2 separate regions of the Homo sapiens genome follow, and region 2 is linked to region 1. A link is a loop called in an ENCODE intact Hi-C map of the cell type or tissue named here. Cell type or tissue: HepG2. All regions are shown on one strand. Each heading gives the region's core, and the rest is flanking DNA. Links, peaks and the distances in the headings are about the cores only.

Region 1 (15,012 bases), core at 2,427-10,426:
TTTGGGAGGCTGAGGCAGGAGAATCGCTTGAACCCAGGAGGCAGAGGTAGCAATGAGCCGAGATCACACCACTGCACTCTAGCCTATACAACAGAGCGAGACTCCGTCTCCAAAAAAAAAAAAAAAAAAAAAAAAAAAAAAAGATCAGTGGTTGCTAGAAGTTAAGGGGAGGGAAAGATGAACAGGGGGAGCACAGAGGACGTTTGGGGCAGGGCAACTCCTCTAATGTGTGGTACTGCAGTAGTGGACACGTGGCATTATACATTTGTCAAAACCCATAGAATGCACAATACCCAGAATGAATTCTCATGCAAACTATGAACTTTGGGTGATGGTGTGTGGAGGCAGGTTCATCACTTTTAATGAATGTACCAATCTGTTGGGGGATGTTGATGGTGAGGGAGGCTGCTGGGCATGTGTGGGAACAGGGTGTATATGGGAACTCTCTGTACTTTCCATTCGATTTTTCTGTGAACCCAAAACTGTTCTAAGAAATAACATTTACTAATTTAAAAATTTTTTAAATGCTGGGCCTGGTAGTGCATGCCAATAGTCCCAACTACTAGGGAGGCTGAGGCAGGAGGATTGCTTGATCCCAGGACTTTGGGTTCAACCTGGGCAGCATAGTGAGACCCCTGTCTCTAAAGACAAAACAAAGTTCAAAAAAAAAAAAAAAGGCAGAGGAATGCCAGGCAGTTTTCCTTCTTGCCTCCCAGCACTCAGCAGTCACCCATCTCGGCTCCCTGGACTACCTGGGGCCATGTTGTTCATCCCAGCAATGCGGAGGGAGGCCTGCTAAGCTCAGACCTTGGGAACCTGGATAAATAAGGCTCAGCTGCTCTCAGGGCGTTCACAGTCTAGTGCGGCTGTTCTCAGCCTGGTTGTACCTTACAGTCACAGGAGGAGATTTAAAATTGTCCCTGCCCAGGCCATACTCCAGACAGCTGAATCAGAATCTCTGGGGGTGGTAGCCGGGCACAGTGGCTCATGTCTGTAATCCCAGCACTTTGGGAGGCCGAGGCAGCCAGATCACTTGAGCTCAGGAGTTTGAGACCAGCCTGGCCAACATGGTGAAACCCCGTCTCTACTAAAATTACAAAAATTAGCTGGGCATGGTGGTGCACACTGGTAGTCCCAGCTACTCGAGAGGCTGAGGTGGGAGGATTGCTTGAGCCCAGTGGGCAGCGGTTTCAGTGGGCCAAGATTGCACCACTGCACTCCAACCTGAGCAACAGAGTGAGACTCCATTTAAAAAAAAAAGCTGATTTAAAGTTCCTCCAGTGAGAAAGACTGACTGGGGGAGAAACAGAGCTATGAACAAGCAGATACAACCCACGGAAGAGTTCCTCAGGTGACATCGCTGAGGGCTGGTAACGTGGCCTGGGAGCTACGGAGAAGCTGTTCTGGAGAAAGTGATTTAAAGGAGGAGTCGGAGCATGTCAAGCAAAGCAGGTGGAGTGGAGAGATGTCCCTGCAGAGGGGACAACAGGTACCTAGGCCAGGAGGAACAGGGAGGGCCTATAGTCTACACTAAGGAATTTGGACTCTACCCCAGGTAAACGGGGAGCCATTGGAGGCTTTTATTTATTTATTTTTTTCCTTTGAGATGGAGTTTCACTCTTGTTGCCCAGGCTGCAGTGCAATGGCGCGATCTCTGCTCACTGCAACCTCTGCCTCCCGGGTTCAAGTGATTCTCTGCCTCAGCCTTCCGAGTAGCTGGGATTGCAGGCTTGCACCACCACCATGCCCAGCTAATTTTGTATTTCAAATAGAGACGAGGTTTCACAATGTTGGTCAGGCTGGTCTCAAACTCCTGACCTCGGGTGATCCACCTGCCTTGGCCCCCCCAAAGTGCTGGGATTACAGGCATGAGCCACCATGCCCAGCCCATTGAGGGGCTTTAAGCAGAGGAAGAATGTGGCCCACTAGGGAGCATGTTGGAGACTGGCTTGCAGAGGCCAGGCTGGGAACCTCGAACTTTAGGCTTGGAACCAGCTCTTCGAACTTGGAGCTTGGAACCAGCTCATTCCTCCATTGATTGCTTGTTTCCAAACTTAACTGAAATGTTGCAGGCAGGACCATCGGTGTCCCTTGGCAAATAGTACGTGCTCAGTAACCATTTCATCGTTGATGTTATTTGTCGACCAAGTCAATGCGATGCACAAAAATGTCCTAGTGGAAACAGGAAAGGGAGTACTAGAGAGGATGGGACTCAGTGCCTGATTCTTCCTGTCTTCACGTACCAGTCAGGCCCTGTGGAGCCACCATGGGTGACTCTGAGACCATCTTCCAAAGGTTGGGAGAGGGAATTTGGAGAGGACAGAGTGGTGAGGCAAGGGGGTCCCAGGTGGAAATCTGTACTCCCAGGAGTCAACCCCACCTACTATGGGGCTGGCTTATTCCCAGGAATTGACAGTTTTCTAGGGGCTAAGGTGGGAGACTCACCTAGGGGGGACCCCAATTTCCAGTCCTGCAGAAGGGAAGTGAGGAGCAGAGGTTGCTGGGAGTTTCTCGATCCACAGCGGGTAAAGTGGGGCCCAATTTCCCCACCAACAGCTTTACCCAGGGGCAGATGGGTGGGGTGCAGCGTTCAGAGGGAACCAGGCTGCTCTATGGAAAAGCCACCTGGAAAGCCCCAGCCCAGGCTTTGGGGTTGGGGGCCATCTGGCTGAGACAGCTCTCGAGGGAGGCCTGTCCTGACCCACAGGATGTGCTGTTTTCCCGGAAGAAGGCGCCTACCAACCCAAATAGACCAAGGGGCGGGGTGGGGAGCGAAGCAGTGCAGGCTGGGGTTGGGGGTGGTGGGGCAGGAAAAGATGTGTGGAGAGAAGGTGTATGGGCCTGCGTTGAATCCTGGGCCTGGACTGACTCCTTGGTGAGGTGGGGACTCAGCAGGACTTACGTGGATGTCACCTTGTTCAACAGGCACATGGCAGGTGGTGGAGCCATTGATAAGTGGGAAGCTTTTATTTGGCCCCAAGACAGAGTCTGAGTTTGTTGGCATTGCCCTGGAAACCCAGAGCATGCCCAGGATCCGGTGAGAAGATGCCCTGACTCCAGGCACAGCACTGAGGGGAGAGGATGACTTTCGGCTGAGGGTGGAGTGGCAGACACAGACACGAAAAAGTAAAAGGACAATGGAGAGGTCAGAAGGAGAGAGGAGTCTTGGGCTCCAAATGTAGAGGGCACTCAGGGGCAGGCCAGAGCCCTTCCCACTGGTGAGGCTTGGATGGAAGTCTAGAGCTGAATTCTAGCTCAGGGCCCAGAGTGCTAAAGACAGGCTCACCAGGGACTGGGCTGCCTAGGCTCCCAGCTCTAGGCTGAGCTTCCCCCATCTTGTGCAAGGGAAGAGCGAGGTGGCCCTGCCACCAAACTTCACCCAAGATGGAGCCACCAAAGACCTTAAAATCCACTCCCTGGCTGGGTGTGTTGGCTCACACCTTCAATCCCAAACACTTCGGGAGGTCAAGCCTGGACAATCCCTTGAGGCCAGGAGTTTGAGACCAGCCTGGTCAAGAAAGTAAGACTCCTATCTTTAGAAAAATTTAAAAAGAAAAAAAAAATGATCCAGGCAGAGTGGCCCACGCCTGTAGTCCCTGCTACTCAGGAGGCTGAGGTGGGAGGATTGCTCACCCTCCCCAGCCCAGGATTTTGAGACTCCAGTGAGCTATGACCTTGCCACTGTACTCCAGCCTGGGTGACAGCATGAGACCCTGTCTCTGAAAAAAATAATAATAAAAACAAGCCCCCTGCCTCCATGCTCCAGAGCAGGCCTTGGCTCCTGGATTCAGGTCCGCCAGGATCCCTAAGGGCTCCAGGGAAGGTGTCCTCATCTGGCATCCAGAGGGGCAACTTGCAGGGGCAACCAGACAGCTGGAAAGAGCGTGTTGGGTTTTGTTTTGGAAGGGTATATGGGAAGACAAGAAAAGGCCGCCTTTGTTTAGGAGGCTGGCCCTGGCTGGTGAGGCGTGCTCTCACTGGGCAGTGGCTGTCTGCCTTTTTGGGAGCAGCTGATGGACTGTCTGCAGGTGCTGCCCACCAGGCCTGGGGCGAGCTCTCCCCTCCCTGCTAATGCTTCCTAGGACTCCAATCACTCGGTATTTCAGCACAGTTAGGCCAGTCCTTCTCTTCACTGTTGGGGAAACTGAGGTACCACCACAATGTCACCAAGGGGATGCGACGGGATGAGTTGCTTATACATGTGATCAGGGCCTGATTTCCACTACTACCAACACTGCACAGAGGTCAGTGCGTCCCCACGGAATGCGGAGGTCAGGCCTGTGACCTTCCTTAGGAGCATGGGGTAAAATGAGGGGCTTTGTGTTTTCCAGGCAGAACTCTTCAGAGAGGCTTTGGCTTAAGAGGTGGGGAGAGGATGGACCCCACCCAAGGAGCTGAATTCCAGGAAGGTGGCAATTCTCCCCTTGGTGGAGACCCGGGACCCCTCACACCCAGCACCCGAGAGTGGCTGGGCCAGGGCGGCAGTGGTGTGACATCCCATGTCAACCTCAACACCCCTGTGGCAGCCCTAAGCACAGAGACATTTGTCTTCAAATGAACCATTAGTCTAACCAGGAGTCCCCGGAGGGGGACAGTCCAGAGGGGCCTGGCCCTGGAGAGCCTGCATGGAAAAGTCCTGGAGCCCTTGCAAGCCTTAGCATGGGGAAGGGGGCAAAATGTGGCTGGCACTGGTGTCTCTGCAACTTTGGCAAATGGGGGTTCCAAACAGATTTAATTTGATTTAGAAGATCAAGAAATGTGATTTAGAAATGCCAAGAAAACCACATTTTCACCTGGAGTGCCTCAGGTGGACTTGTGCCTATTGTAGGTATTTGACAAGGTTTCTTCTCTAGGTCAAGTAGTTTATCTCAGCCAGGCCTTGGCTCACATTGGCTCGTGCCCCCGAATGCCTCTCCCTCTGCTCCCAGCTCCACCCTGCCAGTCCTACCCAGCTTCCTCTGGGAGCCTTCCTTGCACCCTCAGATGGGATGGGTCCTCTTCCCAGGCATGTGGGTTCTCAGACGCAGGCAGAGCTGGTGCATCTGTCTTCATTCCTCTAAAGTACCCTTCACACCTCAGGGCTGTCCCACAGGCAATTCCCTCTGCCCTTGTGGAACTTATGAGACATCACTCAAATGCACATGTAAACAGCATGATGTCAATGTGATCACTGCAAAGAGGAAACCTCCACTCTTGCCCCATCCAAAGTACACTCCACACCTCAGAGCTGTCCCACCGGCAATTCCCTCTGCCCGGAATGCACCTTCCCAGAACTGGCTAACGCCAGCTCTGATGGCCCCAGCCAGGCCCCTAGGGAGTGAATGATCTTTCGGGTCATCCCAGCACCCAGCACCCAGCCTTCAAGTCTCTATCTGAGTCCTCAGATATCATGAAGTAGAGACAGGCCAGACTCAGTGTCCTTTTTACATTTCCGACCCACAGTAACGTGGAAGATAATAAACATTGTTGAAGCCACTGCTCTTGGGCGTAATTTGTTACACAGCAGTAGATGTGAGGGCCGACTCCCCACTCCTGCCCCTCCCTCTGTGAGATGCTCACAGCACCCTACTGGTTTCCTCTTTGCACTGACCACATTGTCACCATGCCTGTTTGCATGCATATTTGAGTGACGTCTCATTAGCTCCACGAGGGCAGGAACCTTGGCTGCTGTGCCCACTGTTTTGTCCCTAGCAGTGAGCACAGCATGGTGCCTGGCTCTGTGTTCAAAACATGAACCTTGAATGAATGAATGAATGAAGCTGGTAAGAGGCAGGAGCCTGTCTCAGTGACCTGGAGGTGGAATTTGAATCCTTCCTAGAACGTCCTGTCTCCTCCTTCTGGGAACCGGCAGGTGACAGTGAGTGAGGTGGTATAGGGGGCTGGAGGGGGAGAGAGTAGTAGGTGGCAGCCAAGGGTAGATCCCCACGGCCACCAGTGCAGGGAGGATTTCAGACTCTGATCCACTGGCAGCACTTCCTCCTCTTTGTCTCCTTTGGCCTCTTCTCATTGTTTTGGACACACCAGCTGCTTCCTGTGGCACACCTGGAGGATGGGCAGTGCTGTCCCTTGGCACCCTCCCACAGGCTGTGCTCTCACATCTTTCATGCCCACTCCCACAGGGCCCACATGTTTCTCCTCCAAGGAGACTCCCAGGTTACCCTGAGGCTCAGGCACCTGTTGGTTCCTGTTACTGCCCCAGGGCCCCTCATCAGCACTAGGGAAGCAGGCAGCGTGACGTCTTCAGGTCACTGGAAGTGAATATAAGTTGACTAAGACTCAAAACAACAAAATACGCAAACAACCCCCACCCCAAACTGCTTCCCTCTACCCATACCTTAGCAACCATCATCTGACAAGTAACAGACACGTTAGGTGACCCAGGAGGCACCTTTGCCGCCATCTCTCCTTGGAGGCGGTACCCTCCCAGGAGGCTCCCACCCAATTCCCTTGTCTTCTTGTCTCTGAGGCTTTTTCTGAGGTCAGGGGAGGGGGCGTCCTCCCCTCTACCCAGCATAACTTGGTTGGGTGCTGTGGCATGGACCTTGCTTGGGGTAAGGGAGTGCCCTGTGCCCTCCTGCCATCCCTAGTTCCAGGTTTCCTTTATTCTAATTTTCTAGCTTGATGAAAACGTTGGCATGTTTATAGGACCACGAATAAAATGCAGTGAAATTTACCTTTTGCATTCCCTGAAACAGTCAGCCTGTTTCCTGAAACAAGTTTCCTTGACCTTTGGACATTCCAGGAGTCACATTTCCCACCCCACGCTGCCCCCACCCACTGGCTAGCTGATCCTTCCACTGTGCTGGGCTAAGGCTATGCTTACGTTGACATCACTGAAACCCTACGTGCCAAGCTGTGCATAGAGGAAGGCAAAGTGTTCTAGGAAGCAACGGAATACAGGTGGTCCCTGGCGGCTCGGTCTGCAGGTGAAAAAATGCAGGTGGGGGTTGTTTTTTAGGGCTGTGTAGGGACTGATCTGGGAATCAGCCAAGGGAGCATAAAACCTGACACCACCTCCCATAATCTGGGTGCCCAGCACCCTCCATTTAACTCTGGCTTGGTGGAACCCCCTTGCACTTCCCTCCACAAGTGCCACTTGGGTCACAAGCCGCCATTCTGTTCATTCACCTGACAGTGCGCCCTTCTCCTGGTCCCTGCACCTCTGACACACACAGATGATGGTGAGTTGACTCCACCTGGTGGCTCCTTGGCCCAGGTTATCAGTGATGACTCAAGGCTGAGCTGCCTATTTCCTGGGAGGCGCTTCTTAGAAAGGAATAGGCCCTGTCACTTCCCAGGTAGCTTTCAGCAGCCCCTACCACCTCTCCCACCTACCTTCGACAGAGTTGCTTGCCAGCCTTCTCAGCTGGGGCTTCCTGGCAACTACACCTTGCCAGGGCTTGCAGCCCAGCAGCATGGCAGGGGCTAATGGCCACAGGGTTGTCATGGGAAGCACCAGAGGGCCACAGGATCCCTAGCCTGGGCCTGTCTCTAGGTAACCTCAGAATGCAGGCATGGAAGAGGATCAACCCCTTGTCGGGCAGCAGAGGAGACTGAGGCAAAGAGAAGAAACCTTTCTGATGTGCTCCTCCTCACTGGACCTTTCTTGTCCAGCTTCCCTTCCATGGCCCACACCAGGAGGCAGCAACTGGCTGGCTGTGCACAAGGATGGAAATGGATTACACCAGGGTGTGCACTGACCCAGGGACCATGCGTCCAAATGCTGGTAAGCCACCTATGAAGGATGCCCATGGGGTGGCATCAACTAAGCCAACCAGATTGGGACCAGACTAAAGAATATATGGGGACTAGGGGCTAGAAGCGAGAGGAGACAAGAGGGACCAGAGAGCCTGGAGCCAAGGCTGTTGCTGCCCCCAAACCACCTCAGGCACTGTGGACTGCCAAGTCCTGATGGGCCCCCAAACCACCTCAGGCACTGTAGACCCCAAGCCCTTACGGGCCCCCAAACCACCTCAGGCACTGTGGACCCCAAGTCCTTATGGGCCCCCAAACCACCTCAGGCACTGTAGACCCCAAGTCCTGATGGGCCTCAACCAGGCTCTCCCTGCGTCACTCTCACCCTCATCAGGGCTCCTATGTTGGCTACCCCCTGTCCAAATATATCTACCCACATTCGGTGTTTTCATTTTTTTTTCTGTAAGCTTTATAGTTTTACATTTAGACATGATCCACTTTTTTTTGTTTATTTGACACAGAGCCTTGCTCTGTCACCTAGGCTGGAGTGGATCTTTGCTCACTGCAACCTCCACCTCCTGGGTTCAGGTGATTCTTGTGCCTCAGCCTCCTGAGTAGCTGGGATTACAGACAGCTGGGTGGCTGTACTACCATGCCCAGCTAATTTTTGTATTTTTAGTAGAGATGGGGTTTTGCCATGTTGGCCAGGCTGGTCTTAAACTGCTGGCCTCATGTAATCCGCCACCTTGGCCTCCCAAAGTGCTGGGATTACAGGCGTGAGCCACTGCACCTGGCCATTATCCATTTCTATTTAATTTTTGTATATGATATGAATATAGGTGGAGGTTCATTTTTGGTTTATGGATTATATTAGTTTTCTGTGCTGCATAAGGACCACAAACTTAGCAGCTTAAAGCAATACACATTTATTTTATCACAGCTTCTGTGGGGCCAGGAGTCTCTGCACAGTTTGGCTGCATCCTCTTCTTAGAATCTCCCCAGGCTGCAATCAGGGTGTCCCTGGGCTTTGTTCTCATCTGGAGGCTTGACTGGGGAGAATCTGTTCTAAGCTCATTCAGATTGTTGGTGGGATTCATTTCCTTGCAGCTGGAGTACTGAGGGCTCCAGCTCCCTGCTGGTCACTCACAGCTCCTAGAGGTCTCCTACAAGTCCCTGTCACATGGACTTCCCAAACACAACTGCTTACTTAATCAAGCCAGCAAGGAGAGTCTGGAGTAGTCAGCTAGCAAGATGGAATCTTATATAATGTAACATAATCATGAAAATGACCTCCTGTAGCTTGTCAGGCTCTATTGATTAGAAGCAAATCACAGGTCCCACCCATACTCAAGGGGAGGGGTTCCACTAAGGTGTGAACACCAAAAGGCAAGGGACCCTGGGAGCCATCTAAAAGTGAGCCTGCCCACCATGTGGACACATTATTTGCTAAAAAGAATATCCGTTCTCCATTGAATTGTCATCACAGTGGGATTTCTTTGTTTGTTTTTGTTTTTTGAGACAGAGTCTCGCTCTGTGTCACCCAGGCTGGAGTGCAGTTGCACGATCTCAGGTCACTGCAACTCCCACCTCCCAGGCTCAAGCAATTCTCATGCCTCAGCCTCCCGAGTAGCTGGGATTATAGGTGTGAGCCACCATGCCCAGCTAATTATTTTGTATTTTTTAGTAGAGACAGAGTTTCACCATATTGGCCGGGCTGGTCTGCAACTCTGGCCTGAAGTGATCCGCCCGCCTCGGCCTCCCAAAGTGCTAGGATTACAGTCATGAGCTACTGTGCCCAGCCCACAGTGTTTTAAAAGAACCAGTCAATCATATTTGTGTGAGCCTATTTCTGGACACTGCCATCTATTCCATTGATCTTTGTGTCCATCCTTTTGCCAATAACATTATGTCCTAGGTGGGGTGCAGTGGCTCTTGCCTATAATCCCAGCACTTTGGGAGGCCAAAGCTAGAGGATTGCTTGAGGCCAGGAGCTCAAGACCAGCCTGGGCAACATAATGAGACTCCATCTCTACAAAAACAAACAAGCCCATAACATATTGTAGCTTTATAATAAATCTAGAAATCAGGCAGTGTGAGTTCTCCAACTTGGTTGTTCTTTTTCAAAATTATTTTTGGATATTTTATGTCCTTTGCCCTTCCATATACACTTTACAATCAGTTTGCAAATTTTCATCCAAAGAAGCCTGCTGGAATTTTTATTGGGATTGCTTTGAATCTATAAAAGTAATCAAAAAATTTGAGTCAAGATTTAAAAATTGATATGAGTTGACATGTTAACAACTTCAGATTTCTCATTTTTCTGGAAAATGGGAAGAGGGGGCACCACCAGGCCTGCAATCCTACAGGAAAACAACCAACTCCCCTCCTCCCTCCATGGCCACATGCTCAGTGCACCTGCGCTTCCCCCTCCCCTCCACCATGGGGACTCACACTCTCCTCTTCACACTTTGTTGCTGGCCTGGCCCTCTTAGACACTGGAGTTGGTGGCTCCTGTGTTAGCTTCTCTTGGCTCTGACTTTTGGTGGGGGGCTGGATGCTCTCCCTCCCACTCTTGGCCTGGCTAATGTCTTCTCATCCTTCAGAACTCAGGGCTCCAGGAGACCTTCCCATACCCAAGTGAGGTGAGGACTCCAGGCTTGTGATCTTGGAGCTCCCTGTGCTTATCCTCAGTCCTTGCCCCAGGGGTGAGGTGCTTGTTGGGGTGATCAGTAACTCAATGTCTGTCTCTCCCAGCAAGCTCCCTGAGGCCAGGAACCATGTCTTTCGGTCACTGCTGTATCTCCAGTGCCCACCATAATGTCTGGCTCATAGTACATGCTCAATAAATGTTCACAGGATAAATGAGCCCTTCTCCTAGGCTGTGGCTGATATCCTAGAAGAGTTCCTTCTGTCCTCCTAGCTCCCCACCTCACTCCCTTGGTCCTCTAGTTTGACGATGTTCCTGTGAAAAATGACCAAGTAGGACTCTCACGTTCCTGGCCTGGAAACTGCTAACTTCTAACAAGATAGATAAGCTCTTCAGCACCTAGGGCAGGCCCTGGCTGGACATGCAGGACACAGCCCCATGTGTTGCTCTGAGGGCTCTAGCTTCTTTTCTGGTCGCAATCATTTTAAGAAATTAAAGCATTATTTACATACATTAAAATGCACAGACCCTAATTGTTCGATGTTTTGACAGTTGTATACACCCATATAACCACCATGCAAAACAAGATATAGGACATTTCCACAATCCCAGAAAGTCCCTTCACGTGCTTCCCCTCCCCCCCACTCTCTGGCTGCCGTTCCCATGTAGTTTTGCCTGTTCTTGAAATTTATATAAATGGAGTCATCCAGTGTGTACTCTTTGTGCCTGGCTTCTTAAACACAACATAATGCCTGGGAGATTCATCCACCTTGCTGCATCTGCCTGTGCAGTCTGCATATACTGTATGTACTAGTCTGCGTATCTGTTGCATAGTATTCCATTGTATGGGTGTTCCACAGTTACATGATGCATTCACTTACCTGTTGCACACTTGGGTTGTTTCCAGCTTTGGCTATTAGGAACAAGAAGGCTGCTATTCACATTCTTGTGCAAGTCTTGTGTGTGTGTGTGGACATATGGTTCATGCTCTTAGGTAAATACCTAGGAATGGCACTCCTGGGTCATAGGGTAGATAGGTATGCCATTTTGTTTTCTAAGGCAGCCTTGGCTTATTCTTCCTACTGTTGACCTCCTCTCCTCTGGATGGAAGAGGAGATTCCAAGAATCAGGGCAGGTTGGAACTGTAAGAGCCTTCAGAGGTCAGCCCCCAGCTCTCATCCTGATATGGGGATCTAGGCTTATGAGGGCATGGCTCATCCACGATGCGCAGAGCCAGACCTGATAGGGCCAGAATGGCAACTGGGCCTAGACTCTGGCCCAGCAGAGATGGAGAGGGTGTCTGGATAGCAGTGACGGCAGTGGTGCCAGGCCTGGCTTCTGCAGATGTTGTCGGTGTTCCTGATACATTTGCTTCTGGCGTCAGCCAGGTTGGGAGGGTGTTTGTTCTTGCAAGTAAAAGTTTCTTGATGGAAACATGTAGAAGTTCAAGGTGCAGACCCTGCTCACTGCCCTGTACCCCAACCTAGTGGGAGTAATGGGAGATGCCAGCCAGCTGAGTGATTGAAGCCACAGCTGCACAAGGGCAGAAGCCATGCCGAGTTGCTCACAGCCATGTGCTTCCTGTGCCTGACTGAACACAGAAGCTGCCCAAAAAATGACAGCTGCACGGAGGGACAGTACAAGCTGCCAGAGGCTGATGTACTCAGGTGGGGCTCCACGGGAGACTTCCTGGAAGAGGGGGCCTGGAGCTGATGCTGAAGCACCGCCTCTCCCAAATCTCACAGTGCTCTCCTAGTCCTCCATGGGTTCACAGCCGCCCCATCCAGCAGCCGGGTGGGGACTCTCACGTATGTTCGCGCACTTGGACCCTGACACCCAGAGAAGGGAAGGGGCAAGCCCAAGGGAGTCCACAGCAGAGCTGGAACCAGAACTGGGCTGTGCTTGACTGAGAGGAGATGGCTGTGGGTGACACGGGGAGGGACATCCGCCCTCACTGCCCTATAACGACCCTCCAGAGAGCAGCGGTGCCTGGGCCTGGAAGTGTGAGTTTCCACTCTGAACAGATGGTTGCAATTACCAAGTGCAGGACGGGCAGGCGAGGAGCACACTCCCATAGAGGGAGCGGAGCAGAGGGCTGCAGAGACATCCCGAGCACAGGCCAGCTGGCCGCGATTCCTCCAGCACTCCAACTTCAAACATGAAACTGCCTTCTTTTTGCTACTTCTCTCCACCACCTGGGCATATGATTCTGACAATTTCATACAATTTTTAAAGAAAAGAAAAAAGCTCTATTTTTCTTGGAAAGCTGTGCCCAGTTGGTTTTCTATAGATTTGCTCTCTGGAGGTTCCCCTTGGCAGGAGGTCAAAGCCTTAGGGGAGGCAGGGTCCCCCCAGCTCTCGGGCTTGGCAATTCTGAACATGACAAAGGCTGTGGGCAATGATTTCTCCTCGGCCATGGAAATCAGGTGTTCCAATGCACAGGAGCCCTGGCCCTGCCTTTCCACACTCTCTCTCCACTCCACGCCTCTCACCCCCCACCCCCGTCTCTGTCTCTCTTTCTCTCCCTGCTCTTTAAAAAGGGTCCTTGGCTGGCCCAGTTGCTCATGCCTGTAATCCCAGTGCTTTAGGAGGTTGAAGCAGGAGGATCGCTTGAGGCCAGAGTTAGAGACCAGTGTAGGTAGCTCGATGCCATCTCTAAAGATACATAAATAACTAAAAATAACAAAATACAATGAAAAGGGTCCTGTTCTGTCCTGTACAGGAGGAAGATGAGTGAAGCCGTTTATTTTCCTTTGAGATGGAGTCTCGCTCTGTTGCTCAGGCTGGAGTGCAATGGCACGATCTCGGCTCACTTCAACCTCCGCCTCCCAGGTTCAGGTAATTCTCCTGCCTCAGCCTCCTGAGTAACTGGGATTACAGGCACATGCCACCATGCCCAGCTAATTTTTTTTGTATTTTTAGTAGAGATGGGGTTTCACCATATTGGTCAGTCTGGTCTTGAACTCCTGACCTCAGGTGATCCGCCTGCCTTGGCCTCCCAAAGTGCTGGGATTACAGGCATAAGCCACCATGCCTGGCCAACCTTTTTTTTTTTTTTTTTTCCAAATTTAACTTTTAAGTTCAGGGGTACCTGTACAGGTTTGTTATATAAGGGAACTTGTGTCATGGGGGTTTGTCGTGCATTATTTTTCCTAATCTTCTCCTTCCTCCCATCCTCCACCCTCCAATAGACTCCAGTGTCTGTTGTTCCCCTCTTTGTGTCCATGAGTTTTCTCATTTATTAATAACTCCCACCTATAAATGAGAACATGAGGTATTTGGTATTCTATTCCCATGTTAGTTTGCTAAGGATAATGGCCTCCAGCTACATCTATGTTTCTACAAAATACATGATCTCATTCTTTTCTGTGGCTGCACAGTATTCCAGAGTGAAGCCTTTTAAAAATTCATACAAAGTTGATTGAGGTTGTGGCTTGGTGCGATGGCTCACAGGTGGGCGGGTCACCTGAGGTCAGGAGTTCAAGACCAGACTGGCCAACATGGTGAAACCCTGTCTCTACTAAAAAGTACAAAAATTAGCCGGGCGTGGTGGCAGGCACCTGTAATCCCAGCTACTTGAGAGGCTGACGCAGGAGAATTGCTTGAACCCGGGAGGCAGAGGTTGCAGTGAGCTGAGATTGTGCCACTGCACTCCAGCCTGGATGACACAGCAGAACTTCGCCTCAAAAAATAAATAAATAAATAAAAATAAAAATAAAAAAGTTGACTAAAGGAAAAAGAACTACCCCAACCCTGGTTATGTAGGGCTTGCTGGATGTAAATGGACAATGGTATTCGCTTGCAAACCAGGGTGACCAAGTGTACAGGCAGGGGTCACTGAGACTCCAGGCAGTTAAGGGATCCTCTTGAGTAGAAGTTACATACGTTAAGTCATGATTAGGAATGACTGTGCTCCATTAAAAAAAACAAAACAAAACAAAAAACAAAAAGAAAAACCAACTTGATTTTTTTTCCCCAAAGAGGAACCAGATGCATTTTCCTGCTGCCAGAGAAGGCTGTGAACTGTGCAGTCTTGGGCAGCAGGGCTAACTTTCCCCTGGGTCCTGGCCCTTCAAGGAGGGTGCACATGGAGGCCAGAGGTGCAGACAGACTGTGGGTTCTGCAGAGGAGCTGGCTCATCTCAGTGGTCTTGGGAAGACTGAGCCCCATCATCTGGTACCAGGACCTTTGGGCCATCTCGTGCTACTGACAGGCTGAGCCCTCCAGAACAGACATTGGAAGCAGCTGAACAGTGAGTCCTCCATACATCGAAGGCCCCCATCTCGACCCCGCCATCCCCTTAATACGCCCCAGGAATAGAGCTAGGTTAACTGGTTGCCCTCTTGTTACAAGAGTCAGTGAAGGCTGGAGCCAGAGTTGTCTCCAAGGTGCAGAAACGCAGGCTTGGGTAGGGTTTTCCAGAGGAGAGTGTGCACCCAGCTGGCCTTCCACGCTGGGGAGAGGAGGCAGAATACATCTCTTAGGATATAGCCAGACCCTCTTCCCTGACTTCTCCAGCTCCAAGATACTTACAAGTTCCTCTAAAGCTCCCCCACGGAATCTTCTTTTCCATTTTCTGTTTCCCTGTGCGAGCGCTCTCCCATCCGCAGCACCCCTCCCCAGCCCAGTTAGCTCCCTTCCACCCCATCTATACTTCCAGGCTCTGACTT
Region 2 (15,012 bases), core at 3,202-11,201, 120 kb before region 1:
TGACCAGGGCTGGGCAGGGACAACTTCCTGTCTAGCACCTTCACACATACCTTCAGAGACCATTTCCTCCATCTTCCTTTTGTCCTGGGGAGCTCCCTTAGAATATGTGTCCACTTCTTGTCACTTTGAGTTGATGCTTTATAGACTCCTTGAAGGAAAGTTATAGGATGAAAATAGAAATAGAGCATCAGGGATCATTGTGTTGGGGATATCTTTAAGACATTCTAGAGTTTTAAAAGGTTCCATTTTGTAGATAATTCCTTGATCCTTTTTTTTTTTTTTTTTTTTTTTTTTTTGCAACAGTGTCTCGCTCTGTCACCAGGCTGGGGTGCAATGGCACAATATTGGCTCACAACAACTTCCACCTCCCGGATTCAAGCAATTCTCCTCCCTCGGCCTCCCAGGTAGCTGGGACTACAGGCACAAGCTATCACGCCTAGCTAATTTTTGTATTTTTAGTATAGACGGGGTTTCACCATGTTGGCCAGGATGGTCTCGATCTCTTGACCTCATGATCTGCCCTCCTCGGCCGCCCAAAGTGCTGGGATTACAAGTGTGAGCCACTGTGCCTGATGATCCTCTCTTTCTTGCTGGCTGAATATGCCAACCAAGGTGATTTTCTAAACACAAAGAGAAAAAATGCTGGGTTCCCCTGCCCGGGTTACCTGTTTCTTTCTCTAGTTATTAATGGTGCAAGCTTCTGTTCATCCTCACCTGATAGAATACAATGTAGTGGAAAAGCACAGGATATTTACATGAAAATAGATTTGGGGTGTTCAGTCCCCTGCAAGATGCTTGGTCCAAGAGAATGAGTTATTCACGTAGTAAATAACTAAGCCAGGCCGGGCACAGTGGCTCACACCTGTAATCTCAGCACTTTGGGAGGCTGAGGCTGGTGGATCACCTGAGTTCAGGAGTTTGAGACTAGCCTGGCCAACATAGCGAAACCTCATTTCTACTAAAAATACAAAAATTAGCCAAGCGTGGTGGCACACGCCTGTAATCCTAGCTACTCGGGAGGCTGAGGCAGAAAATCACTTGAGCCTGGGAGGCAGAGGTTGCAGTGAGCCGAGATAGTGCCACTGCACTCTAGCCTGGGCAACAGAGTGAGACTCCGTCTCAAAAAAACAAAACAAAACAAAACAAAAACTAGGCCCTTGCCACTAATCCTGAACACTGGGTACTGAAGGGAGTTGGGGTGCGAGGAGGATCTAACAGATTTCTAGAATTCCTTTGGGAGCTTGAGCTTGACAAGTGTTGCAAGACCCAAAGGCCATGACTGAGAGTGCCCAGGGCTGAGACATGAAGCAAAACCCAGGGTAAGTAGGCATCTCATTAGGCAAGTCTAATTTAGCATCTTTCACATCATTTTTTGTGTGATTTTTTAAAAAACTATGTTAGAGAATTACAGTGGTGCTGCTGCTGCTGCTGCTGTTGTTGTTGTTTTTCTTGGAAAGAGTATAAGATGTTGCCTTGGTTGAATTTGGAGGAAAAGGAAGAAAAAAATATGAGTGCAAGATCTGAGTGGTCACATTTTTTTTTCCTCTGGGTATTAAGAAATAAGGCAGGGCCAGGTGTGGTGGCTCATGCCTGTAATCCCAGCACTTTAGGAAGCCAAGATAGGCAGATCCCTTGAGCCCAGGGGTTTGAGACCAGCCTGAGCAACATGGCAAGACCCCATCTCTACAAAAAAATACAAAAATTAGGCAGGTGTGGAGGTGTATGCCTGCAGTCCCAGCTACTTAGGAGGCTGAGGTGGGAGGATCATTTGAACCCAGCAGCTGGAGACTGCAGTGAGTCATGATTGCACCCTTGCCCTTTAGCCTGGGTGACAGAGTGAGACTCTGCCTAAAAAAAAAAAAGAGAGAGAGAGAGAGAAAGACACAAGGCAGGACATTATGCACCTGGCATCCTTCAAAACCTTGTTACAGCAATAGCGGTGGGCAAGCATAGATGTCCTGACACTGAGGGCCTCAAAGTCAACATAAGGATGTGCATTTGGGAAGCCCAGGTAGTGAAAGGAAAAGGCAAATAAATCCTGTCCCCTCCTGCTCCCTGGCCAGGTCCACACAAAAGAGTCCATTAAACTAATTGGTGACAAAACTCCCAGCAGGGTTAGGTTTCTCCAACTTTCCCTAGAGGAGGATCTCAGATGGCCTCCTTCTGGCTCAGGGGAGCCAGGTCACAGTGACCCCTGGGGATGGGGGCCAGACCATGGCCTGGGAGCTGGAAAACAGCTCAGGCAAGTCATGCACCTTCTTTCTGAGTTTCCCCATCTGGGAACTGAAGGTCTTGGCCTAGAAACTCCTTTCAGCTCTAATTCTGTGTGTTTACACAAACTTTACAAAACAAAACAAAAAAACAAAAGCTCGCTCTAGGAAAACTGTTAACATTTATTAGATATCTACTACCATGTGCCAGCCACTTCACACTAACTCGTTGAATCCTCACAATCTAGGTATACTGGTATACAGGTATACTGTTTGCCCATTTTATAAATGAGGAAATAAGGTTCAGGAAATGCAACCAAAGTCATTACAAATAGGCAGTCATGTAGTTGGCCTTCACACTGAGGTCTGTCTGGGTCCGAAGTTCATTTCTTTCCACCACTCAGCCTCCCTATCTCCTTTATTTCTTTACCACTTTCAATTACAAGTCACTGACTCTGTCAAACATGCTAGGAAGGACAGTTGAAGCCATGCTGCACTCCCCTCAGCCTTCAGTCTCTGCTCTCCAACCTTTTTTTTCTTTTTTCTCGCTATCTCGCCCAGGCTGGAGTGCAGTGGTGTGATCTCAACTCACTGTAACCTCTGCCTCCTGGGTTCAAGTGGTTCTCCTGCGTCAGCCTCCGGAGTTGCTGTGACTATAGGCATGAGCCATCACACCTGGCTAATTTTTGTATTTTTAGTAGAGATGGGGTTTCACCATGTTGGCCAGGCTGGTCTTGAACTCCTGACTTCAGGTGATCCACCTGCCTCGGCCTCCCAAAGTGCTGGGATTACAGGTGTCCAAGCAACGTTGTTCTCTGGGCCATGCTGTATTTTGACTGCAAACATGGGTTGAACCCTTGCTTTGGGCCAGATGCTGTGCTGAGCAACTCCCATGCTCCTGCAGTATCATTACCACCCTATGAGATAGTCACCATGGTCAGCCCCACTGCACAGAGAATAGAACAGATCCAGCGAGCTCAGAAGCTGCACAAGTCAGATGGATTCCTTAGGCTCAGGGAACTTCCATCTGGGAAGTAAAGGTCTTGCCATATGCACTCATAGTGGGTAGTACGTTTTGTACGCTCATCTAGACCGATATCCCCCCTAATCCATGGCTCTGGGCAGCATCATGGAGTTTCTCTTTCATAATCCTGAAAGAGCAACCTGGGGTGGGGGAATTTTGTTCCCACACAACACGCTTGTGTATTGTTATAATTTATTAAATAACTTGTTGTATGACTTTATAATAAAAAGTTATTTATTTACTTGAGACAGGGTCTTGGTCTGTTGCTAAGGCTGCAGTGCAGTGCTGTGATCTTAGCTCACTGTAGTCTCAAACTCCTGGACTCAAGCGATCTTCCCTCCTCAGCATCCCAAGTAACTAGGACAACAGGCATGCACCACCACACCCAGCTAATTTTTAAATTTTTTATACAGATGGGGGTCTCACTATGTTGCCCAGGCTGGTCTAGAACTCCTGGGCTCAAGCCATCCACCCACCTCAGTCCCCCAGAGTGCTGGGATTACAGGTGTCAGCACCACGCCTGGCCTATAATGAGAAGGTTTTATTTTTATTTTTATTTTATTTTTGAGACGGAGTCTTACTGTGTCACCAAGACTGGAGTGCAATGGCACCATCTCGGCTCACTGCAACCTCTGCCTCCCAGGTTCAAGTGATTCTCCTGCCTCAGCCTCCTCAGTAGCTGGGATTACAGGTATCTGCCATCATGCCCAGCTAATTTTTGTATTTTTGTAGAGACGGGGTTTCACCATGTTGGCCAGGCTGGTCTTAAACTCCTGACTTCAGGTGATCTGCCCGCCTCAGCCTCCCAAGTGCTGGGATTACAGGCATGAGTCACAGAGCCCAGCTGAGAAGATTTTTTAATACTAAAAATAAGATATAATTTATTATAAAGACAAAGATAAGTTCTCATATCAAATAAAAGGAGAGAAAATTTCAGGGCCAGGTAAACATTTCAGATATTAGTCCCTCCTCTTCCTCCTGTGTTACAAAAAAATAGTTTGTTTTGTGAGAGGGGGAAAATCAGTAATTGGACCAAATAAAAAGTTTTTACAAATTCATTCACCCATTAAAAAATATATTGTTTTGCTTCCTGTACTAAGTTCAGTGGAGAATAGAAAAATGCATGAGCTTTCATCCCTACCCTCAAGGAATCTACCATCTCACCAGGGAGGTGACTAGAACACGATCATTTGAATAAATGCAGAAGTAAGGCTAGGCACAGTGGCTCACCTCTGTAATCCCAGCAGTTTAGGAGGCTGAGGCTGGAGAATGGTTTGAGTTTAAGAGTTCAAGACCAGCCTGAGCAACATAGTGAGACCACTGTCTCTCCAAAAAAAAAAAAAAAAAAAAAAATTAGCTGGACTTGGTGGTGCACACCTAGAGTCCCAGCTACTTGGGAGGCTGAGGTGGGAGGATCATCTGAGCCCAGGAGGTTGAGGCTGCAGTGAGCTGTGATAACACCACTGTGAGATCCTGTCTCAAAAAAAAAAAGCATGCATGGAAAAATTGAGACTCGGTGTAGGGGCACATCAGAAAGAGAAGGCAGTGCTTCAGTTGGATGCAGGAGATGGGAGGAGAAAGGGAGTGTGGAGAGGGGAGGAGAGGGGGCATGCATGCTGGAGGGGCACAGGGAAATGGAGGCTGGATAAGGGGATTGTTTTGGGGAGGTAAATCTGGACACATCAACTGGAGTCAGATTGGGTCTTTTTTTTTGAGACAGAGTCTTGCTCTGTCACCCAGGCTGGAGAGCAATGGCACCATCTTGGCTCACTGCAACCTTGGCTTCCCAGGTTCAAACAATTCACCTGCCTCAGCCTCCTGAGTAGCTGGGATTACAGACATGTGCCACCATGCCTGGATAATTTTTTCATTTTTAGTACAGATGGGGTTTCACCATATTGACCAGGCTGGTCTCGAAGTCCTAGCCTAAGGTGATCCGCTCACCTCGGCCTTCCAAAGTGCTGGGATTACAGGCATGAGCCACCACGCCCGGCCCAGATTGGGTCTTTAATGCCTAAGAAATGTGGACTAAACTGATGGCTGCTGTGTGTTTGTGGGTTTGTGGAGTCATGGTGCTAAGCAGCTAAGGAAGGCCACACAAGGGAGACAACTGGAAGAATGCAGAAGTGTTGGATGGCTGCCAGTCCCACTGCAGGGAAAGGCAACTGTAGAGGAAGAAAGAGAACAGGGTGAGGGGAGGCTGGGTGCCTGTGAAATGACTCCACTTCACTCCTCCTTGGGAAGCCTGCTCTCCTTTCCCTGGTCGCGGAGAGGCAGCTGCAAGATGCGAGTATTTACTGGAGAGATGAACAGAAATGCTTTACCTGTCCTATAAAGCTATTTCAGGACATGGATTCAGCAAAGATACAGCTTCCATCTTTTCATTTTAGTGAATTTCAAAGTCATATTTCCTTCTACTTTACTGGACATATTGGAGTGACACAAATCTGAGATTCATAGAATTTTAAAATGTTAGAGCTGGAGAAACTTCTATGTTTATAGGATATCTCTACAAACCCTTATTTATTTTTTATTTTATTTTTTTGAGACAGAGTCTTACTCTGTCACCCAGGCTGGAGTGCAGTGGTGTGATCTTGGCTCACTGCAACCTCCACCTCCCGGGTTCAAGTGATTCTCCTGCCTCAGCCTCCTGAGTAGCTGAGACTTCAGGTGTGTGCCACCATGTCTGGCTAATTTTTGTATTTTTAGTAGAGATAGAGTTTCACCATGTTGGCCAGGCTGGTCTCAAACTCCTGACCTCAGGGATCTGCCCACCTTGGTCTCCCAAAGTGCTGAGATTATAGGCGTGAGCCACCAAGCCCAGCCTACAAACCTTATTTAACATCTGACTTTCAACATTTGAATTTGAAGTCCTTTAAAATTGGGTAATGTTTCTTATAATCCTAGGAGGGAAAAGTAAGAGCTTTCTTTTCTCTTTGTTTTCTTCCTCCTTTTAATAAAAACAAATAGACAAAACTGTTTGTTAGATGGAACTTAAGAGAACTTTGTCAAGAGAGAACTTCAAGACGACCTGGAATATCTTTTTTTTTTTTTTTTTTTAGACAGAATTTCCTTCTGTTGCCCAGGCTGGAGTACAGTGGCTTGATCTTAGCTCACTGCAATCTTCTCCTCCCGGGCTCAAGCGATCCTCCCACCTCAGCCTCCCAAGTAGCTGGGACTACAGACACGCTTCTGAGCTCAAGCCATCCAACCGCCTCGGCCTCCCTAAATGCTGGGATTATAGGCATGGGCCAACCATGCCTGGCCAGCCTGGAATATTCTACGTTGACCTCACACACCACCCTTCCCAAAGTGGACTCAAATGCTAGAATCTGCCCTTACTGCAAAGAGAGAGAGGGCTTATCAGTCACTTTCATGAGTCACCCAGGCTGCTGCACATACTAACTATCCAATATGCAGCAACAAATCAGAAGCAGGCCAAGGTTCATGGCATACACACTTGAGCAATCCTCAGAGAGAGGCTGCCAGAAGCCACATGCATTCTACCCCCTCAGCGTTCCTCTCATCCGCCCTTCCTCATCAGCGAGGTGGCTTCCTTGGGGTCTTTCAGAGCTCAAGCGTGGGTGACATCCAGGAAGTGGGCTCTGCCCTTGAGCTCCCAGTGCAGGCCAGGAGCCTCCCTTCTCTAGTCCTGCCCCTTCCTTGGCACTCACACAAGGATTTTGTGACCTCCCTCTGCACCTCCTGAACACTAATTACAGGTGTGTGTCTACACACATGACTACCTCAGAAGCTACAGGACAGCCTCTGTGCACAGAATTCCTTAGGTAAGGGCGAGGGCACAATTGCACAAGCCTTGCCTCGGCCAAGTTTTCCACTAAAAACAAATTGTTACTTGGCAGCCAAAGCAATTAGGCCCAGTTCAGGAAATTATCTACCCCCGAATAGAGCACCAAAACAGTCTGGGACCACCAGCCTTCCCCACCGTCTTCACATGTGGTTCAATAGAACTGAGCAATGCATGTATTTGTTCACAACAATTTATGCAAGAGTTGGATTCAGGAATAAGCAGCTCAAAAATGTATTTATGGCTAACAAAATTAGATGGTTAGAGAAAGATGGGTGGTAGATGTGATGTTCTCAGAGTTAGTTAATTAGCATTACTAGTTTTCGAGCCCTACACTCTTCTTTTTTTTTTTTTTTTTTTTTGAGACAGAAGTCTCCCTCTGCCACCCATGCTGGAGTGCAGTGGCACGATCTTGGCTCACTGCAACCTCTGCCTCCTGGGTTGAACCGATTCTTATGCCTCAGCTTACCAAGTAGCTGGGACTACAGGCATGCACCACTACACCTGGCTAATTTTTGTATTTTTAGTAGAGATGGGGTTTCACCATGTTAGCCAGGCTGGTCTTGAAATCCTGACTTCAAGTGACCCACCAGCCTCAGCCTCCCAAAGTGCTGGATTATAGGCATGCGCCACCACACCCGGCCTTCTTATTATTATTTATAAGAAACCCCACCTTTACTAAGAGTACAAAAATTAGCTGGGCATGGTAGTGCACACCTGTAATCCCAGCTACAGGGAGGTTGAACTCGGGAGGCAGAGGCTGCAGTGAGCCAAGATTGCACCACTGTACTCCAGCCTGGGCAACAGAGTGAGACTCTGTGTAAAAACAACAACAACAAAAATTCTGAGAGGTGAGGGGACAAAAAGGGAGATGAAAATCAGATCCCAGAAGTACAAGCACATGCAGATGTGGAAGCGTGACAGTGCCGATACGAATCCCTGTGGAGAGTGCCCGTGGATGCATATGGGGAATAATAAGAGGTGAGTTCAGGGACAGTCCTGCAGACCATGCTACAGAGCTCCTGTTTTATCTTATGGGTGGGGAGCCATTCAAGAGTGTAAGCAGACAAGCAGGTTTGTGTCTGGGCAAGAGCATTCTGGATGCTAAATCCACAAGGGGTTGGAGAGGGGCACCATCAGCGTCAGGGAGACCAGACAGCCTGTAGCAGTGACCAGGTGAGGGATGATCTGGGCTTTGGTTGTAGCTTGGGTGTAGACAGAAGAAGGTAACCTAGAGGTACATTGTGGGGATAAAATCCATAGGACTAGCTATGGATTGCATATAGGAGGTGAGCAAAAAGGAAAAATTAAAATACTTAAGTGGGCCAGGTGCAGTGGCTTACACCTGTAATCCTAGCACTTTGGGAGGCCGAGTTGGGTGGATTGCTTGAGGTCAGGAGTTTGAGACCAGCCTGGCCAACATGGCGAAACCCCATCTCTATTAAAAATACAAAAATTAGCTGGGCACGTTGGCGCATGCCTGTAACCCCACCTTTTTGGGAGGCTGAGGCAGGAGAACTACTTGAACCCAGAAGGCAGAAGTTGCAGTGAGCTGAGATCATGCCACTGCACTTCAGCCTGGGTGACAGAGCAAGGCTCCGTCTCAAAAACAAATCAAAAAACCAAAAAAACAAAAAAAAAAACACTGAAGTGTCTTGCTTGGGCACTAGGTAGATGCCATTTGTGATGATGGTGCAATGGACTGCATGTTTGCATCCACCCCCCAAAATTCCCAATATGATGGTAATAGGAGGTGGGGCCTTTGAGAGGTAATTAGGTCGTGAGGGTGGATCCCCCCACGAATGAGATTAGTGTCATAAAAGAGACTCCAGAGAGCTCCCTTCAGCCCTCTTCCCACCTTGTGAGGACACGATGAGAAGTCGGCAGTCTGCAACCTGGATGAAGGACTTCACCAGAATCCTACATGCTTGGACCCTGATCTCAGACTTCTAGCCCCCAGAACTGTGAGAAATATATTGCTGCTGTTTATAAGCCACCCAGTCTAAGGTACTTAGCCATAATAGCCCAAACTAAGACAGATATAAAGACTGGGGAGAAGGGTGGAGGGTGTGCTCAGGATGAATTAGGAAAAATCCATCGTTAAGCCTGGAATGCTTACAGGAAACTTAAAATATGCCTGGGGCAAGCCTAGAGAACAATTTAGGAACACTCATGCTTGCCCAGGACCAGACACTGTATTATCCACCTCAAAACTCTGTGTCCTGCGTTTTCCTTTTAGATAGAAAACAAAACCAAAACCCCCCAAAATCCTTTGTGGTTCCCTTTTGCCTAAGCATGGGTTTTAACCTGGATGTGCCCCTGAATCACATTTGAGCTCTCTGGATGCATATCACTTCTTATCTTTTTTTTTTTTTTATACAAGGTCTTGCTCTGTCACCCAGGCTGGAGTGCTGAGGCGCTATCATGGCCAGGCTAGAGTGCAGTGGCGCGATCTCCGCTCACTGCAACCTCCGCCTCCTGGGTTCAAGTGATTCTTCTGCCTCAGCCCCCCAGTAGCTGGGATTACAGCCATGCACCAGTATGTCCAGCTAATTTTTGCATTTTTAGTAGAGGCAGGGTTTTACCATGTTGGCCAGGCTGGTCTCAAACTCCTGCCTTCAAGTGGTCTGCCTGCTTCAGTCTCCCAAAGTGCTGGGATTACAGGCAAGAGCCACTGCACCCGGCCAATTAAAAAATTTTTGTTTCCTAGAGATGGGGTCCCTATGTTGCCCATGCTGGTCATTTAACTCCTGGGCTCCAGTAATCCTCCTTCCTCAGCCTCCAAAGTACTGGGATTATAGATGTGGGACACTGTGCCTGGCCACACCTTTTATCTAAAGGGCTGGGCCCTCTTCTACATGTAGGACACAGAATCGGCCCTGGGTAGGCTGGTTGCACCTGGCAGTTTTTCAAGTACTGTTTATATATTTAAAATTTTCTGTTTGCAAAAGCAATGTATACACATTGTAAAAATTCAAATCATGTGGAAATGTAAACACACACACACACTCCAAAAAACAAAGAACAACAAAACAGAAACCAGGAGTCCCTCCTAAACCCCACTCGCCTGCCCCCACACCTCCCATCAAGGTTTGTTCTTTTTTTTTTTTTTTTCAGTTGAGACAGTCTCACTCTGTTGCCCAAGCTGGAGTGCAGTGGCGTGATCTCAGCTCACTGCAACCTCTGCTTCCCAGGTTCAAGCAATTCTCCTGCCTCAGACTCCCCAGTAGCTGGGATTATAGGCATGCACCACCACGCCCAGCTAATTTTTGTATTTTTAGTAGAGACGGGGTTTTGTCATGTTGGCCAGGCTGGTCTCGAACCCCTGACCTCAGGTGATCTGCCTGCCTCGGATTCCCAAAGTGCTGGGATTACAGGCATGAGCCACCGCGCCCGGCCTAAGATTTGTTCTTAATGTGATGGTGTAATTGGCCAGATCTGGATCTGAAATTGATGCATCCTTTCCGAATCATACTTGTGGGTTGCCAGCAAACAGCCTTGCATGGGAAACTCCCCTTCCTGAGTCACTTGGGGGAAAGCTGAGATGGCCTGAAATTCTAAGAAGGTGTAGGAACTGCAGTGTCAGGAGGGGAAGACTGCAAGACTGCCAACTTGCTGAAATGTGCACAGGGCCAGCCGCCAGGACCATCCCCTCAGTACCCCTGAGCCAGTTAGGAAGTCTGCAACTACTCTACTTACTTTCATTTTTAAAAATCAACACTTCAATTATTTTTATATAAGTAAAATTTTTTTTTAGACACAGAGTCTTGCTCTGTTGTCCAGGTGAATGCAGTGGTGTGATCATAGTTTACTGCAGCCTCAAACTCTTGGGCTCAAGCAAGTCTCCTGTCTGAGCCTCCTGAGTAGCTGGAATTACATTCATATGCCACCATGCCCGGCTAATTTTTTAAACTTTTGTAGAGATGAAGTCTGGCTATGTTGCCCAGGCTAGTCTCAAACTCCTGGGGTCAAGTGATCCTCCTGCCTTGGCCTTCCAAAGCTCTGGGATGACAGACATGAGTCAGTGTGTCCAGTTGTCAATTATTTTAAAATATACAATGGCTGGGCGCAGCAGCTCATGCCTGTAATCCCAGCACTTTGAGAGGCCAAGGTGGGTGGATTGCCTGAGGTCGGGAGTTCGAGACCAGCCTGGCCAACATGGAGAAACCCCACCTCTGCTAAAACTACCAAAAAAAAAAAAAAAAAAACAAAACTAGCTGGGCATGGTGGTGCAAGCCTGTAATCCCAGATACTCGGGAGGCGGAAGCAGGAGAATCACTTGAACCTGGGAGGTGGAGGTTGCGGTGAGCCGAGATTGTGCCACTGCACTCCAGCCTGGGCAACAAGAGTGAAACTTCATCTAAAAAATATATATATATACACAAACAATACATGCTCATAGAGTATTGTATATTTTGGGCTCTGTCGCCCAGGCTGGAGTGCATTGTCACGATCTTGGCTCACTGCAACCTCTGTCTCCCGGGTTCAAACGATTTTTCCGCCTCAGCCTCCCGAGTAGCTGGGATTACAGGCACCCTCATCGTGCCCAGCTAATTCTCATATTTTTGTAGAGACAGGGTTTCACTGTGTTGGCCAGGCTAGTCTTGAACTCCTGACCTCAGGTGATCTGCCCACCTCAGTCTCCCAAAGTGTTGGGATTACAGGCGTAAGCCACCGTGACCAGCCTAGAGGTGCTATCTTAGCTGAAATCTGAACAATGAGTAGGGTTAATCAGGCAAGATGGAGAGTGTATTAGGAACAGGAAACTATAAAGTGCAAAGACTGGAAGGCAGATAGAGGATGGCCCACTGAAAAAATGGAAAGAAATAGTATTTGCAAGAGTTGAAGGACGTATCAGCTAAGCCTTTATACTTTCTCAAGTCAGACTGCCTGGGTGCAAATTCTAACTGCTACTCACTGACTGTATGACCTCAGGCAAATTTCATAACCCCTCTGGGCTCAGCTCCCTCATCTATAAAATGGGCTGGGTTATTTAATCTCCTTCATAGAAAATATACATATATATATTTATTTTCTTTTTCTTTTTCTTTTTTTTTTATTTTTGAGACCGAGTCTCGCTCTGTCACCCAGGCTGGAGTGCAGTGGCGCAATCTTGGCTCACCGCAGCCTCCACCTCCTGGGTTCATGTGATTCTCCTGCTTCAGCATCTCGAGTAGCTGGGATTACAGGTGTGCGCTACCATGCCCAGCTAATTTTTGTATTTTTAGTAGAGACGGAGTTTCACCATGTTGACCAGACTGGTGTTGAACTCCTGACCTCAGGCAGTCCTCCCACCTCAGCCTCCCAAAGTGTTGGGATTACAGGAGTAAGCCACTGCACCCGGCTTTCATAGAATTTTAAATGAGACAGTGTAGGTGAAACTGCTTAGAATAGTGCCTGGCTCATGGTAAGCACAAAATAAGTCTTCGTTGTTTTTTCTTCAAGTTTTATTAAACTTGAACTGACGTGAAAGTCTAGGGTTGGGGGCACGAGGTGAAACTAGAAGGCAAAGCTGAAGAGGGAAGCACAGGGCGGTTCTTGAAGGGCCTTCTTTTTTTTTTTCAAAGAACAAAAATGTGATTGGGGTTATTTATTAGAAGAGCTCGCCAATTCATTTCATTTTTTTTTTTTTTTAGTATTTATTGATCATTCTTGGGTGTTTCTCGGAGAGGGAGATTTGGCAGGGTCATAGGACAATAGTGGAGGGAAGGTCAGCAGATAAACATGAGAACAAGGGCCTCTGGTTTTCCTAGGCAGAGGACCCTGCGGCCTTCCGCAGCGTTTGTGTCCCTGGGTACTTGAGATTAGGGAGTGGTGATGACTCTTAACGAGCATGCTACCTTCAAGCATCTGTTTAACAAAGCACATCTTGCACCGCCCTTAATCCATTTAACCAGGAGTGGACACAGCACATGTTTCAGAGAGCACGGGGTTGGGGGTGAGGTTATAGATTTAACAGCATCCCAAGGCAGAAGAATTTTTCTTAGTACAGAACAAAATGGAGTCTCCTATGTCTACTTCTTTCTACACAGACACAGTAACAATCTGATCTCTCTTTCTTTTCCCCACATTTCTCCCTTTTCTATTCGACAAAACCGCCATCGTCATCATGGCCCGTTCTCAATGAGCTGTTGGGTACACCTCCCAAAAGGGGTGGCGGCCGGGCAGAGGGGCCCCTCACTTCCCAGACGGGGCGGCTGCCGGGGGGAGGGGCTCCTCACTTCTCAGGGCGGCCGGGCAGAGACGCTCCTTACCTCCCAGACGGGGTGGCGGTCTGGCAGAGACACTCCTCAGTTCCCAGACGGGGTCGCAGCCGGGCAGAGGCACTCCTCACATCCCAGACAGGGCCGCGGGGCAGAGGCGCTCCCCACATCTCAGACGACGGGCGACCGGGCAGAGACGCTCCTCACTTCCCAGACGGGATGGCGGCCGGGAAGAGGCGATCCTCACTTCCCAGACTGGGCGGCCGGGCAGAGGGGCTCCTCACATCCCAGACGATGGGCGGCCAGGCAGAGACGCTCCTCACTTCCCAGACGGGGTGGCGGCCGGGCAGAGGCTGCAATCTCGGCGCTTTGGGAGGCCAAGGCAGGCGGCTGGGAGGTGGAGGTTGTAGCTAGCCGAGATCACGCCACTGCACTCCAGCCTGGGCAACATTGAGCACTGAGTGAGCGAGACTCCGCCTGCAATCCCGGCACCTCAGGAGGCCGAGGCGGGCAGATCACTCGCGGTCAGGAGCTGGAGACCAGCCCGGCCAACACGGCAAAACTCGGTCTCCACCAAAAAATACAAAAACCAGTCAGGCGTGGCGGCACGCGCCTGCAATCCCAGGCACTGGGCAGGCTGAGGCAGGAGAATCAGGCAGGGAGGCTGCAGTGAGCCGAGATGGCGGCAGTACAGTCCACCTTGGGCTCGGCATCAGAGGGAGACCGTGGAAAGTGGGAGACAGAGACGGGGAGGGAGAGGGAAACGGGGAGGGAGAGGGAGACGGGGAGGGAGAGGGAGACGGGGAGGGAGAGGGAGACGGGGAGGGAGAGGGAGACGGGGAGGGAGAGGGAGAGAGGGAGAGAGGGAGAGGGCAGGGCCTTCTAATTCATGGTAAGAGGTTGGGACTTTTCTCCTGCAGGGGAATAAATCAATTTCAGGGAACCAAAGAGAAACTAGGAGTGAGGAAAGGCCCATGAAAGTCCTTGTTGAAAGAGCAAGCTCTTGGTGGTAAGTGTTCACCAAGTGCCTATGGTAGACAGACAGGTACAGGCTGGGAGACCTGAGCTTGAATAACTGCTCTGCCAAGGCAGGTGGGGACAAGTGGCATCACTTCTCTGGGCCTGCACCCTCAACTGAGATGGATTTTTTTCGGGGACTGAATGAGAGGGGGAAAGCCAGATGCCTCCTTTCTGCGGTACCCAGCAGAAAGCATGGGTTTGATGTTGGCTGGTGCCTGTGCCCTCAGTCCACACATACATCTTGAGTGTAACAGCTTCAGAATTCTTATTCTACTGCCTTCTCAGCCCTCTTTTTTACTGATATCTGGTGATTATGCAGGATGAACCTCCCCACATTCACCTACCCTAGTTAGAACCATGTTCTGGAGGCTGGACTCCCAACTGCAACTCCGTGTAGCCTGAGCTCTGTCCGGTCGGTGAGTGGTCTGTACATCTCCAGCATCTTACCCCAAACATAGTGATTCTAACTTGATTCAGTGAAATATGCCAATTAGCACTTGTCTGGGAGAAAAGAGGTTCAAATCAAACAAGTTATGCTGGAGTGTGAGACCAGTCTGGGCAATGCTGCAAGACCCTGTCTCTACAAAAAAATAGAAAAACTTAGCAAGGTATGGTGTTGCACAGCTGTATTCCCAGCTGTTTGGGAGGCTTAGTTGAAAGGATCACTTGTGCTGCAGGAGTTAGAGGCTACAGTGAGCTAAAAAAGAATCTAGTTTGAGTCAGTTCAAGTGAGATCCCTGTCTCAAA

What was found. Hi-C counts contacts between places; a loop is a spot of excess contacts. Peaks named below come from ENCODE experiments on the same cell type or tissue, not always from the same donor. Only the 100,000 strongest peaks of a DNase experiment are listed, where the experiment ranks them.
Region 2: a loop joins it to region 1, with 7 times the contacts of the local background. A loop is called at or near these places in 3 of 110 quality-filtered maps.

Annotation. Positions count from the first base shown.
Region 1 is chr16:48,519,493-48,534,504 of GRCh38, forward strand. No RefSeq gene overlaps it. Among named protein-coding and RNA genes, the nearest start is that of N4BP1, 83 kb to the right of the region's middle. RefSeq lists a silencer at 8,674-8,850. In HepG2, for the core only: CTCF peaks have their summits at 7,190 (motif pointing left) and 7,655 (motif pointing right); DNase peaks (open chromatin) are centred at 5,159, 6,779 and 7,179; H3K4me3 peaks cover 1,030 bases.
Region 2 is chr16:48,403,520-48,418,531 of GRCh38, forward strand. No RefSeq gene overlaps it. Among named protein-coding and RNA genes, the nearest start is that of SIAH1, 26 kb to the left of the region's middle. RefSeq lists an enhancer at 12,685-13,472. In HepG2, for the core only: no CTCF peak of the experiment used is centred there; a DNase peak (open chromatin) is centred at 6,622; H3K4me3 peaks cover 339 bases; H3K27me3 peaks cover 339 bases.